Regions from separate parts of the Mus musculus genome. Here regions 1, 2 and 3 are each linked to region 4. Evidence: chromatin loops called from intact Hi-C (ENCODE). Cell type or tissue: left cerebral cortex. All regions are shown on one strand. Each heading gives the region's core, and the rest is flanking DNA. Links, peaks and the distances in the headings are about the cores only. Region 1 has its middle 9.6 kb from the start of Gm34263. Region 2 overlaps Amotl1 (angiomotin-like 1). Region 3 holds the start of Amotl1 (angiomotin-like 1). Region 4 has its middle 4.9 kb from the start of Gm10706.

Region 1 (3,469 bases), core at 304-2,803, 65 kb after region 4:
GACAGGGGAGCAGGTCAATGATGAAGAGAACATCAAAGAGCGGAGCAGAGGGTGAGCAGAATCCACTTTGTACAGATGAAGTCCAGACTACTCCTGGGAGTGTGACTGAGGGGAGGAAGAGCAAGCCAGACGGTAATGCCTTTAAAAGATGGGTCTGTGCGTGGCCAAAACAAGCAGACGCAACATGGGATATGACCTGTGATTGTCAAGGACAGACAGGGTCTGACAGCAAGAAATTCAAAGACCCCTTCAGAGAGGAGGATGAAGACACACGCAAGGATCTTGGGGGTTGTGTGTGTGGGGGGTAGAGTGTCGTGTGGAAATGTGTTCACGTGTATTCAGTTCTTGAACTGGGAACTTCCATAATCAACAACAGGGCAGCAGTATTTAGATGTCAGGGTGATGGCTCAGGAATGGCTGCCTGGGTGGGGAAGGACAGCTTCTCCTCCATCCCATGAGAAATGCAGGCTGGTGCTTCTTTCTAGTCTTCCACAGTGTTATGTAACCAAAAGCTGAGTATGGCAAACCGTCGCTGTTTACAAGGTAACGATCTGACCCAGACCCAGGACCTCCTGGCTGCTACAGCCCCTGCTCTGGTCACTTTGAACCCATAGAAGGCTCCAGAAGCTTTGAACTGGCAACTGTCAGTTCTTTAAGGAGAGAGAACCAGGCTCCCTCCGTCCATCCCTCTCTGTCACTGCTAGGTAGAAAGAGGGGACCATCTGCTGTGGGGCTGTCTCTAGATCCCCTCACACCCCAAACACTAGACTTGCCCTGGCAAAGCTATCAGTCACTCAAGGGGGAAATACAGTGTGTCTACACACACTACTCAATGATCCAAACAAGGAGAGTCCAATAGCCAGACGCTAGCCAGACACTAGTTAGAACGTTCAACTTCTGCTTCTCCATTCTACTTGAAACCACTCAAGGTGTGCTAAAGAAAGAGGCGATTCTTACTCTCTGCCCATCATGACAGGAAAGTCAGACTCTGTCTGTCCCAAGTTACTAAGCTGCTGCTTCTCTGCCCTTGAAATGGAGACCAATTTTCTTAGCTTACTCAAGGAATAAATGGTCTCTTATGAGGAGAGACTAATGCTCAGACTATGGAGCTGGAATGCAGGTTAAGAAAAACCAAAAAAAAAAAAAAAGAAAAAAAAAAAGGTGGACGGAGGAAGGCATAGGAAGTCTGCCCTGCCTACTTTTACGATAGTGTCCAGCTCTGAGAATCCTCTCCGGACCCCTGGGCAGGTGGAGGAGTGCATACTCAATGCAGAGGACCAGGGAATTCGTTCAGAGCAAGCAAGTCTCTCATTTTAAATAAATGAGCAAAAGGGTTAGGGTGCTGGAGGACATCCTCTATCAGGGAGTGGGGAGTCAGCGCGTGTGTCTCATGATAGCCACGGTAGCCTAGCAACGGGCAGGGCTGCTCGCAGGCTGTGGGGCTGGTGAGCGCAGCTCTTGTCACTCGTCACTGCCACTGCGCGTTCAGGAGCACCCACACTACCAGGAAAACTTTGGGATGTCGGCACCTGGCAGGACATAGCAATGCTCGCCAGGAGCTGAGGACAGATGATGGGGTTGCAGCCCCATTCACTGGGAGCTGCGCTATCCCAACCCGGAAAGTTGATGCGCACCTGCGGGCTTCAGGATGAGTGCCCCTAGGCAGAAGGGTTCCCCAAGTTTCTTTACACATTCAATGGATTAGAGAGAAAGAACCTGCGCTTTTCCAAGGGAGCTGAGCTCTCCAGAATTCCTGATTTATTGGCCATGAATGGATGCAGTGACTCAGTTTTTTGTTTTCTGCTTTCCTTCTTTCCCAGAGAGTGATTTTGTGGACACCGCTTCTGCATCTTTCAGCCCGGAGGAGTTAGGTAAGTCTGGCCTTTCCCCTTTTCTCCCCACTACCAGAATTCCTCCCCAGAACCACGCGGTTCCAGAGGGAGTAGGATTGGAAGGTGGGTGGAGAAGCAGGTAGGAGACATACCTGCGTGCAGGCTCCATTCTCAGGAATTGGCCTCTTCATGCCACCGCCCTTCGCTTGGTCGGAGCACGGAGCATTTTAGGGATGGCTCACAAACACGTGTTGCCTCCAGATCAATTGTCATTGCAACACTGCAGACTTTCAAATCTGGCTTCTGTTAGCATCTTGAACCCCTGCCCAGGATTGCTGGTGTATGTGTCTGTCTTACCAGGTAACCAATAGGAGAAAGACCCTGTAAGGGTATATTGTTTCTCAGAAGTTGCCATGTAGTCATTAAATTACAGGTACTAGGGGCACCCTTTCTCACTGGTGTTCACTTATTTAGTCTGTAGGCATTGGGAACGGAACCTTGCATCTTCTCATGCCTGTGGTTATTAGAGATGCATGCATGGTCTGTGGCTAGAGACAGAGACAGACTTCCCGGTGTGACCAGAAGGCAGTCTTAGATCCCTGTTGGTAGCCTCACTTGGTAGCCAGACCTCCTTTCTCTTGCTCTGCGTTTATTTCTAGCAGCCTGGTTTGTCAAGGCTTTTCTGGTTGTTCTCTTATCATGGGCCTCAGAGCTCTGCCTTGAAATAAAAAGATTTGAGGGGATGAGGTAGCAATAACAGAGAAGAGAAATTATCCACATACTTTTCTTGTCCTTCTCAGAGTCAGGTGTGTGTGTGTGTGTGTGTGTGTGTGTGTGTGTGTGTGTGCCTGTTGGGTTCAGGAGGCCTGCCTTGTCCTGAGAGAATCTGTTTTTATGGTGCCCCATAGCATTGGGAGTGAGATTCCATCCAATCCACAACTTATATTCACTTCCTGGAGCTGAGCATTCAAAATAGGTCAGAAGGGTAGATGTGGTGACTCATGGCTGAAATTCCGGCACTTCAGACACTGAGACAGGAGGATCACTGTGAATATGAGGCTAGGGTGGACTACAGAATGAGACCCTGTCTCCAGAATAAGGAAAATAAAAAAAGTAAAGCAAACAGGCAAACAAACAAAAAGTCTGGTTACCAAGGCTGCATCCTGAGATGGGGAAGCGGTTTGTGCAGAAAACTGGTTCACACAGGTTGTAAGGGTGCTGCATCTCTGTAGATGGAATCTCAGATCGAACACTTGAGCAAAGCTGGTCTCCCAAGCATGACGGTGAAGCCTCTTTGTAAATGCAAATGCCGTGTAATCTACTTTCCAGAAGTGCTTTGTTAGAGGGAAGGGTCTGGGTCATGCTTCTATGTGTCCTATAGCACGGATGTCACCCGTGCTCCATGCCACACAGTATGGGAGATGCTATTTACCCCTTCTCATGCTGGAGCTGGGCAGAAGCAACAGCAAGCCGGCCGCTGCTTGCTCAGAGGAAGCCCGCTGTTTCACCTGTGAGTAGTCTGTCTAAATGATGGTTTATGTCTCTGAAGGCCCCTCCACATCTTCTTCTGGAATTAACAGACTGGACTGCCCTGCTGAAGCACTAATAAAGGGGGGCAGCTCCTTAAACAGGCAGTC
Region 2 (3,469 bases), core at 285-2,784, 100 kb after region 4:
GTCATGAGATGCTAGTAGCTCTGGTCTTGTGCAAAACTTAGGAAGAAATTTCAGATGCCTGGTTTGAAGCCATTTCTGAAAATTGTTCTTTTATTTTCAAATGGAATTATCTTTAAGGCAAGGGTCTTAATAAATAATAACAAGACTCTCCAGAGTAAATTGAGAACAACAACAACAAAAAGCAGAGCTTTAATCTTGGCATCCACACAGAGGTATATCAGACAGAACAGGAAGGGAACGTGGCTGGATCGGCCGGAGTTCCCACAATTGACAAATGTGCTGTCAGTGTCCCTGAAGTGGGGTCTCATGGTTGGTGGCTGTGGGTCTAAGAGTAGCCTCAAGTGTAACTTGAAAAAGAAGTGCACTAGTGTGTGTGTGTGTGTGTGTGTGTGTGTGTGTGTGTGTGTGTGTGCGCACTCTCGCGTGCACGTGTGTGTAGCAGAGAAGGGAGCTTGAGTGGCCATGAACTTGGCTAAGGCCCAGGCCCAGGTCACTGGTTCTACTGCAACGTGAGACTCAGAAGCCTCTCAGGGAGCCAGAGCACACTGTGTCTCAGCCTGGGACATTCTCTTGCTGACACATGGCCCGGCAAAGTGGCCACCCCTTCTTCTATCCTATATTTTTGGAGAGACAGCTGTTCTTCTCACTTTTCTTTTTCTGGCCTGCTCCATTCCTGTGTTTCTGCCCTCTACCTTGACCATTGCAAACCTCACGCCTCTCAGAGCTCCACAGAAGAAGACTGTGGGTGCTGTCCCTGGGTGACAGTTTTGCGCCTCCCCTCAGTGGCTGTTGGAAGCTTGTGGGTCAGCATGGTGGGTGGCTGGATTTGTGACAGTTCTGGGAAGTAGCTTTGGAATTTTATGAATGAAATAGGCAGAGTCACACTACAAGTTGCCATGTGGGGGGCATGAGTCACACAGGAAGGGGGCACGTGATTGGCACTAACACACACATCATTCTCTTTCTGCCAGCTCCTCCTCCCATCTGCTACAGCCCCAGCAGTCCTGTGCAGATTCTAGAAGACCCCGCCTACTTCTACCCAGACTTGCAGCTCTATTCTGGGAGGCATGAAGCATCTACTTTGACAGTGGAGGCAAGTGGAGGCCTAAGGGGGAAAAGCGGTAAGTCCTTGCACGTTGGGAGCACAGAGGGTCAGACCTTCTCGTTTTCGTCTCTTCTGCATTAAGTAATCCCCGTGCCTGTGACTTTAGTTTCTACCACTTTCATTACCGAAGGTCAATGGCAATTTGGAAGTATTAATTGAAAAGCACTAGAAGTAAACGGTTCATAAGTCTTAAATACAGTCACAGCTATATGCTGTCAGATCAGGTCTATGTTACTATTGGCTGCTACTGACAATCATATGTGTAATTTATGTTAACTTTATAAAGGTGTATGCTACACACACGGGGTGGGGGTGGAGAAACACACACACACACACACACACACACACACACACATACACACACGCTGCCTTGGCACTGTCCTTGTACATACAGACTTGGCACTCACTGTCCTTGGCTTCAGGATTCCACATTGGGTCTTGGAATGTATCCTTGAGTTGGATCCCAGAATGTAAAGAAGCTGAACACATGGTTGTCACCCCAGCACTGGTGAGGTGGAGAGAGGCAGGTCTCTGGGACTTGCTGGTCTAGTCATTGATCCCCAGGTCCCAGTAAGAGACTGTGCCTCAAAAGCACAAGGTGACCTTCTTCCCCAACCTCAGGGGTCAGAGAACCTTGTGGAAGAGAGAGCAGAAAGAATGTGAGAGCTGGAGAGGAGCAGGAGTCTTGTGAGATGCTGATTTTCTCACATGGCTGCTGCACACTTGAACTCATAGCAGCCGAGGACATGCAGAAGACCAAGGTGACAAGATCTGCCAGGGTCCCAGCTGGGCTGGCGGCACTGGATCCAGTGGGTTATAAAACGGGCTCAAAAATGAAAGGAAAGATGAAAAAAGGAAGGAGGGAGGAAGAGGGTGGTGGTAAAAGGGTATGAATGGACAGTGCCTGAGAAACTAGGAGTGGGCAGTAAATAGGTAGGCTCAAAATACATCATTTACATGTATGGCATTGTCAAAGAACAAATAAAGAGTATTCTATTAGGAGAACTAAGGTGGACGACTCCTGAGGAACAACATCTGAGGTTGTGGCCTCCACACATATATGATACCCACACAAACATGCATGTTCACCCTTCCCACAGTAGAAAGGACTATTTTGCTCCACTGTGTGACTCCCTCTATGAGAGGGAATCTTCCTGTCTTCCAACATGGAGGCTTCAGAGTTGCATCATCTGTAGCCAGCTATTCTAAATTCTAAATCTCAAATTCTAAAGGCTTCCTCTGCCTTTTCTCAAGTCCTTTGCCTCTTTCCCCTTCTCTGCTTCCAGTTTTTTGTTTTCACAAATAAGTCAGAATTTCAGAAGAAATTCAAAACCTTACTGAGGACCTTCCTCCTTTCGAACAATTCTCCAGGGTTGCTGTCCTAGGGTGATGGAGAGAGATGAAGCCTGATAAATGTTCTCCCCCCTTTCCAATGTAAAGGGAATGTGGTAGTTTTCCTGCCTGTTAAGATCCATTCATTTCATTATCCATCCACTTAAACCAGCTTTTCTATAGTATTTTAATTTTAGTTCTAGCTAAACTTTAAAAATTTTTATTTGAAGACACTTGTTCCCTTCAGTCTTGTAGATCTGTGTTTTTGACAATCAATACTCTGTTCCCTTTAGGCGCCCAACAGTGTTCTGGACAATGGAAGGTTTGTAGCACACACTCACTCAGGCTCAGTGAAGGAGATGGCGGGAACCTGCCTTTGTCTGTCTTTCTTTGGCATGTTCATTGTTTATTGCAATTGTTATTGTTTAGTTTCTCTGAGTGTCTCTGGGTAGCCCTGGTTGTCTTGGAACTCACTAGTTTCTGGTACAGAGAAGGAAACAAAACATTGGGTGTACTGGAGGCAGAGGAGGTCAGAAGCAAGAGGCTTCTGTTTGGGATCTCTCAGTGACTGGTTAGTGGAACCAGCCCCTGGGCATGGGGACATCAGGAAGAGAGATGGACAGGACAGCAGTTTGGTACAGAAAGTAGGGCCTGCTTGCTTCTAGCTTCTTACTGTCACTCAGTGTAAAACATCTAAATAATAATCAAGAAACCAACAAGATACAGGATACAGGAGTCAGGGAGGGAGGGAAGATGTGTTGGTAGATGTGGCTGCCATTGCAGAGGTGGGGTCCTGACTCAGGAGTTGAAGACCAGGGTGGAAATTTTGTTCAGTGGAGCAAAGGGGGGGACTCAGAGCTTGGGGTAATCCAGACTGAAGAGGCAGGTAGAGTGAATGGAGCCAGGAAGTGGGGTTACTGAGGCAGTGACCTAGATGCTAAATTGGAAGACATTCTAAACAGAGAGCAAACAAGGTTGACTGTTCCAGAAAAGTTACACGTGTAACGTGAGAGCTGGAAAACTCAGGTTGGC
Region 3 (3,469 bases), core at 635-3,134, 85 kb after region 4:
TTGCTACTGAACTTGTTCTGTGCCGTTAGGGAAGTCCTTGCACAGCCGGGTGGGAGTTTCCGCACTAGCCAAGTGGAAGCTGTGTACGTTTACCGTTCAGTCCTTCCCAGCCCTGCACTTTGTGACTGTCCACTTACTCGTGTTGTCTCTTCCTTTGCAGTGAAAACTCTTTCCTCATTTATCAGCTCTTGCCAAGCACCCTTGGTGAGAAACCTTGCCAATTCCCTCCAGGCTGCACTGCTGCTTGCTTGCCCAGTGCCTCCTTTTCCTGCACATCGGATCTCTGCCCCTTCCCCCTCTACACAGAGCTGGTCTCTTCTCTCTCCTGTCCAGACTCTTAACAAGAGGGGACCTACTGCCCTGTTCTTTTCTGTGCACACGTCCTGGCTTTGTGTGTTCTACAAAGGCAGGTGACTTTAACGAAGCCTGTGCTTGAGAAATAAGTTCAGCAATTACATTTGGGCCTCTGTCTGAGAAATCAGAGGGCTGTCATGGAATCCGGCTGGAACACTGGGGGTGAAGCGGTGAGCGGGTGAGTTTAGGGAGATGGCACAAGCCAGACATGACCCCTGCCCCCATGGCCAGGTAAGAAGAGAGAAAAGAGGAGCCAACCGTCAGAAACCTTGATATGCCCTAACCCTCCAAGTAGGGGCTTGGGCAGCAGCCACTGGCCTCTGCTCTCAGAAGACAGACCAGAAAGGTCCTAGTGCATGGCTTCAGAAGACAGTGAGTGTAACCTCGCAGAGGGCTGGGCAAGGAGCGTTGCTTAGGGAAAAAGTCTGATTTCGAAGGCGGGGCAGAGTCACAGACTTCAAATTCTTTGCTTCTGTTTGAGCAGATAGCAGCCTGAGGGTTGTGGTCACAGGATGTACAGTCCTAGGAAGCCATTGAACATTTAAGGCTGTAAGGAAGGTCTGTTTAGCTAGCTGTTCTGTTCCTCAGTGGAGCACATCATAGCCCCTCCTATCCTGACCGCCCCACCTGATAGAAGTACTAGGGCCTGGGGATCGCTTTCACCTGGAAATTCCACTTAGAAGAAAAGTTGGTCCTAAACCAAACCTAGCCTGGAGTTCGGAGGCATATTCCAGCAAAGGATTCTAAGGCATTCAGATAGAAATGGTGAGTGTGACAGGAATTCAAACGCGGATAGGGGACAAAAACAAGGGAGCCAGTCTCCCTTTTTGGTCTCAGGGAGACACGTCAGCCTGAGTCCCGGCAGTTTCCGAAATCCCGGGAGGGGCGACGGGAAACTGGGGACGGGCTCTAGGGCCCCGCGGCCGGGGCCGGGGCGGGGTGAAGTGTAGGGTTACAGGGATCAGACCAGCGACCCTCCTGGGTAGCACGCTGGCGACTGGGAGCGCGGGGCGCCCAGGGACCCGGCAGCGGGGTGGGGTGGGTGGGACTGGAGGGGGAACGGGGCATCTCTCTGCTGCCCGAGTGCAGAGGCACCCTTCGCCGCGCCTCCCAGCCGCCATCCCCCTGCCGCCATTCCCCTGCCGCCGCGTTGCCCAAGCCAGGATCGTCCCATGATCGCCCCATGCGGAGGGCAAAGTCGCGCCGGGGACCTTGCGAGCCTGTGCTTAGAGGTAATCAGCTCAAGCCGGGGGTCCGGGAGGGCTCCCCCTGACTGGGCCGAGAGGTCTCCGCGGCTGCTCCCGAGAGCCCAGGCTGACATCAGCTCCGCACCAGATGTGGGGACTTGGTGAACCAGATTTGTGCTGGGGCCTCAGATTGTCCTGTGAGGGATCCAGAAGGTTCAACAAGACAAAAAGCAGAATTCGGTTCAGAACTACCCTCCGAGTGCCCAGTACCCCCGTGGGGGATTCCCACGGGAGGCCAAGGACTCGGGTACGCGTGCGGGCCCCTGACGCGGGACTGGCATTTCTCCTGTGGCTGGCAGGTTGCGGTCCCGGAGGATCTGGAGGCTTGGCGGGTGCCGCTGCTCTGGCGCAGACAAAGGCGCGCGGGGCGCCCAGCCTGGACCCCAGGACGCGCCCCGGCCCGGAGGCTCGGGCCTTTCCGCCCTGAGCCTTCTTTGTTCTCCCCAAACAAGTTTCTTGCACAAATCAGGGGTAGGATCCGGCTTTCCCTGGCCTGTTGGCAGTGCCTTGGAAAAAATCTGGTTTCCGGGAGGAAGCACAAACTTTCCAAGGGGGAGCTGGTTGAACTTTTTTGGAACGTGACATTTGTGGCAGACAGGAAAGTGGAACCTCGGCCCGTGACGGCCCCTGACAGTGCAGGGGACCCACTGGTGTTAGCCTTAAGTAGCCAGGCTGGGAGATGAGGTCTCACCTTCTCCAAGTCCCCTGCTTGGGGACCTCAGAAGACGAATCCCGGGCCTGTGCCCCTATTTTCTGCCTCCTTTTTTCCCCCTGGAAAATGTTTGCCTTTCAGCTCTTGTGGTGGGTGTATTGTCTAAATGCCTTTAAGTAGGGATAGTGTGTGGGTTACCTGGACGTCGGCTTCTGGAGACAGGTTTCGATCTCACGGGGCCTTGATGCTTACATTTTGGATGGTATTTGGTCCTTCGGCCCCTCTGCTTCCTGCCCATGGTTCTGTTTCCCTACAAAGACTTAAAGTTTGGCGGGCTTTGCTTATTAAAGTCCTTGGTGATGGTGGAGGATGTCATGCCTCAGAGGTCCACTGAACTCCAAACAGTGTCAACTTGTTCACCGAAAGTGCTCACAACTAGAACTGGGTAATATTAAACAGCTACAATTCCAGAAGACTCTCTTTCAGGGAGTGAAAAGTCAGGGCTTGAAGTATGGAACGCTCATGGTTTCCTGCTTCCAAAACTAGGCTGTGGATCCTGCCAAGCTGGCTAAGATTCTCCCTGGCTGCCTACCACACAGGGCCCAGGTTGTGTTGCCCAGTACTTCAGGATCTCTGGGATTCAAGTTCTTAGAATAAGAATGTACTTAGGTTGAACTGTGTGGAAGAAGAGCAAAGGAACAGACTGCATAGATTTGAACAGAAAGAAAACCAGCAGGACATAGAATAGAAGGTTCTAGAGACCTCTTGTATGGTGGGGCTCCTGATATATGTGTGTGTGTGTGGGGGGGTGTCATATGTAGTACCTTCTGGTTCTAGAGACTTCTTGTTTGCTGGGGTTCCTGGTGTGTGTGTGTGGGTGGTCATGTGTGGAACAGGACATAAAATAGGTTATAGAAACCTCTTATTTGGTGCTGTTCCTGGTGTGAGTGCATAGTTCCTAGGTGAGCTGGTTTTGTTTCATCTTGCATGCCACATTTTTTCCCTATGAGGAACACCTTTGTCCACCTAGAGGTGGCAAGCAAGGAAGAAGTTGCTGTCCCTGTGGCTCCCTTCCTCCCCCTCTTCAGAAGAAGGCACTGTTGTCTAGGTGTTTGCAGTTCTGTTCAGCTGTGTGCTGGAAGGTGTCAGCAGACTGAATAGTGTGTGGAGACTGTGCTGGAGGGTGTCACTGTGTGCTGGGGGGGGGTGATACTGT
Region 4 (3,469 bases), core at 574-3,073:
CTTCCAGAGGTCCTGAGTTCAATTCCCAGCAACCACATGGTGGCTCACAACCATTTGTAATGGGATCCGATGCCATCTTCTGGTGTGTCTGAAGAGAGCACTAGTGTACTCACACATAAAATGAATACATAAATCTTTTTTTTTTAAAGCATCCATCTATCTTCTGCAGCTACCACCTCTCTTCCATTCTCTTTATACGCTCTGCTCCATGGACACATTCCTTGGTCTAACTAGAATTTCAGCACAGTAACTGCCTCAGATCTGCTTCATTCAAGGGTGTTGAGGCTTTCACTTTGCAAAGTGTTACAGCCAGATGTTGTGTTACAGCATCTCACCACTTGGTGTCCTCCTGGCCTCTCCTGCACCACTACTTATCTCTACTCTGCTGTGTCTCCCCTCTCACCAGCACTCCCCCTCTGCTAGAGTCCTCCCTCTCACCAGCACTCCTCCTCTGCTAGAGTCCTCCCTCTCACCAGCACTCCCCCTCTGCTAGAGTCCTCCCTCTCACCAGCACTCCCCCTCTGCTAGAGTCCTCCCTCTCACCAGCACTCCCCCTCTGCTAGAGTCCTCCCTCTCACCAGCACTCCTCCTCTGCTAGAGTCCTCCCTCTCACCAGCACTCCTCCTCTGCTAGAGTCCTCCCTCTCACCAGCACTCCTCCTCTGCTAGAGTCTCCCCTCTCACCAGCACTCCCTTGCTGGGGTCCTGATGTGGAATGGAGGAACCCCACTGTGAACCACAGTAGAATGCCCCAGGAATGACAGTGTAGACAGAGGGAAGAGAAAAGTTTTGAAGAAGGAAAGACTATTTCCAAAATCTTCCCATGGTGTAAGGTCATAGGAAGTTGTGTGCGTGTGTGTGTGTGTGCATGCATGTGTGTGCATGCAGGTCTTCTTGAGGCCTTCTTGAGGAGGAGCCAGGTACCTGAGGGACACCAGGCAGCAGTATTGTCACATTGCACTAAAAACATTCGTTTGTTGTTCTTTTCCCCTTCTTCCTTCTTCCCTCCCTCCTTTCCTCTCCTACCTTCTCCTTTCTCTGTCTTGAGACAGTCTTGTCATGGAATCCAGGCTGCTCTAAAACCTGTAACAGTACCCCTGCCTCAGCTCCTGAGTACTGGCACTATGCAGGTAAGCACTACCACACAAGGCCAAAACTTTTTCCTGAGTTGTGTTGGGGAGCTCTGGTCAGACCACTGTCAAGCCTGGCATTCACATTTAATATCCACAGCTGTATGACTAGACTGTATTGAACACTTGGCAACTGATAAAATTATGGATTAGTCACAAGATTAGCCAGAGTTGATGAGATTAACATGTCATGCAAACGGACTTGAGAGAGAAGCCACAACTCTCTCCTGCCTTAATGCACGGTATTGAAAAACTGAGAAAACCTTGCAGGGATTTCATGTGTGAGCTCCTCCTGAGGAAGCTGGGGTCATATACAGGAGTCCTCAGAGACACAAGGCAATGGCAATCTGTGTCATAGTGTCCTTCTGTCAAGCTTTTAAGGTTGCCCGAGTTTGCTGTCTGTTGTGATGAACACCATGAGTGAAAGCAACTTGGGAAAGAAAGGCGTCGGGTGACATGTCCTGATCACACTCCATCACTGACAGAAATCAAGGCAGGAACTCAACAGGAGCAGGAGCAGGAACCACAGAGCAGGAGCAGGAGCAGGAGGAGGAGCAGGAGCAGGAGGAGGAGCAGGAGCAGGAGCAGGAGCAGGAGCAGGAGCAGGAGCAGGAGCAGGAGCAGGAGCAGGAGCAGGAGCAGGAGCAGGAGCAGGAGCAGGAACAGGAACCACGGAGGGCTGCTGCTTGTTTCTCAGCTTCCTTGAATGCAGCCCAGGTCCATCTGTCCAGGGGTGGCACTGCTCGCAGTGGACTAGTCACCTTCACATCTTATCATTAATCAAGAAAACACGGACTTGCCCACAGGCTAATCGGGTGAGGTAATTCCTTATTTGAAGTTTCTGATTCCCAGGTGACTCGAGTTTGTGTTGACTTGATTAAACGAACCAGCACGGGTGGGCTAGAGGCCTATCTAACCAGATGCCTTGTATTAATCAGTGTGCATGAAGTCTATGTCCCTTGTCTAACCAGCTTTGCCCCTGTCGAGGGTGCCTTTCTGAATAGATCCACCAGAGGGCGCATGTACACTGTCCTTTACTGTGCTGGGAGCTGCAATGCTTAGAGAATCAACTTTGAGTTAACTCCAGAGAGCAGCATAGGATTATGAAATCTGTGCTTAAATTCAGATTCCAACAGGCTGGGCGTTGTGTAGGCTCCTCTTACTCTCTTACACTGTCTTCACCATGAGGAGGAGTGGTCTACACTGCGGGAGACAGACCTTACCACAGAAACAGCTTTTTGTTCTGTTCCTTCAGTGTTGGGGGTCAAACTCAGGGCCTCAAATGTGTCAGGCAATTGTTCTACCATTTAGCTACCATCACCCCCCCCCCCCGCGCGCGCGCACACACACACACACACACACACACACACACACATAGTGATTTCATTGATCATGGATGAAGCCTAAGCATCTAAATGTTTTTAACGCCAGGTTTTAAAAGTGCCACATCCCAGTAATGCTACCAGGCTTCAGGCAGTTGCTACAATAAGCCCCATTCTGGCTCTCCTGCTGTGACCGTCACCTAAGTTAACTAGCATCTCATCAAAGCTGCTGGTTGTAAAGAGAAAAGAAACATGCAGCCAGCTTCAGCGCAGCACTGGGTTTGAGTCCTAGAACTTCCACTTGGCAGCCATGAGACCTTGAGTTAATTAGTCACCCTGAGCCTCAGATCTTATAAAAATCCCTATGCCCGTTGTGTAGAATTATTGTAAGAGCGGTAGACGTCAAAGATAATGTAGCTGGCTTTAGTAAGGAGAACCACATAATAAGATCAGATGATCAGTGAACGGATGACACATTTTAGTCAGCACACTTGTATGCCAGGCACTGTGCTAGACTCAAATCTCATAACTCTGCTTAAAGTGCCACTTTTTTTTCTAGATACTTATCAGTTTCTTTTCTCATTGCTGTGACCAAATGTGTGGCACTAAGCAACTAAAGAGAGGACCGGTTTATTTTGGCTCACAGTTGAGGGGATCAGGGTGTCTTGGATGGGGAGGCATTCAACTGTAGTGTCTGGAGAGGCTGGTGGCTCTCTTCTGTACCCATGGCTCAGAGGCAGAGACAGGACAGGAAGTCCTAGCTCGCCAGCAACCCACTTCCTTCAGCTAAGCCCTGCCTCCTAAAGGTTCCACAACCCTGTACAATAGCGCCACCAGCTGGGAAGGAAGGTTACAGCACACATGAACGTGGCTTAAACACAGGGTTGCAAAGAATTTCACCTTCATGGGGGATTGGAAGGATGTGGAAGAAAACATACTTTAAATACATTCCTGTGGGTGCCATGGAGGTGCAGTAATCGTGTCTCATTTTCTATTTAAAACCTTTGGGAGGAATGAA

The links. Peaks named below come from ENCODE experiments on the same cell type or tissue, not always from the same donor. Only the 100,000 strongest peaks of a DNase experiment are listed, where the experiment ranks them.
Region 1: it touches region 4 in a loop (1.8-fold over the local background); 2 of 42 quality-filtered maps call a loop at or near these places.
Region 2: a loop joins it to region 4, with 2.1 times the contacts of the local background. A loop is called at or near these places in 2 of 42 quality-filtered maps.
Region 3: a loop joins it to region 4, with 2.2 times the contacts of the local background. A loop is called at or near these places in 5 of 42 quality-filtered maps.

The regions. Positions count from the first base shown.
Region 1 is chr9:14,632,304-14,635,772 of GRCm38, reverse strand. It overlaps a transcript of Amotl1 not described here. Among named protein-coding and RNA genes, the nearest start is that of Gm34263, 9.6 kb to the left of the region's middle. In left cerebral cortex, for the core only: no CTCF peak of the experiment used is centred there; a DNase peak (open chromatin) is centred at 1,419; H3K4me3 peaks cover 641 bases.
Region 2 is chr9:14,594,103-14,597,571 of GRCm38, reverse strand. It overlaps Amotl1 (angiomotin-like 1), which reads left to right. Exons shown (of 13, transcript NM_001081395.1): 2 at 972-1,121. Among named protein-coding and RNA genes, the nearest start is that of Amotl1, 19 kb to the left of the region's middle. In left cerebral cortex, for the core only: no CTCF peak of the experiment used is centred there; DNase peaks (open chromatin) are centred at 949 and 1,532.
Region 3 is chr9:14,612,851-14,616,319 of GRCm38, reverse strand. It overlaps Amotl1 (angiomotin-like 1), which reads left to right and starts at 1,320. Exons shown (of 13, transcript NM_001081395.1): 1 at 1,320-1,586. The coding sequence starts at 1,538. In left cerebral cortex, for the core only: no CTCF peak of the experiment used is centred there; DNase peaks (open chromatin) are centred at 1,119, 1,584, 1,902 and 2,811; H3K4me3 peaks cover 1,780 bases; H3K27ac peaks cover 1,355 bases.
Region 4 is chr9:14,697,856-14,701,324 of GRCm38, reverse strand. No RefSeq gene overlaps it. Among named protein-coding and RNA genes, the nearest start is that of Gm10706, 4.9 kb to the left of the region's middle. In left cerebral cortex, for the core only: a CTCF peak has its summit at 2,132 (motif pointing right); a DNase peak (open chromatin) is centred at 2,149.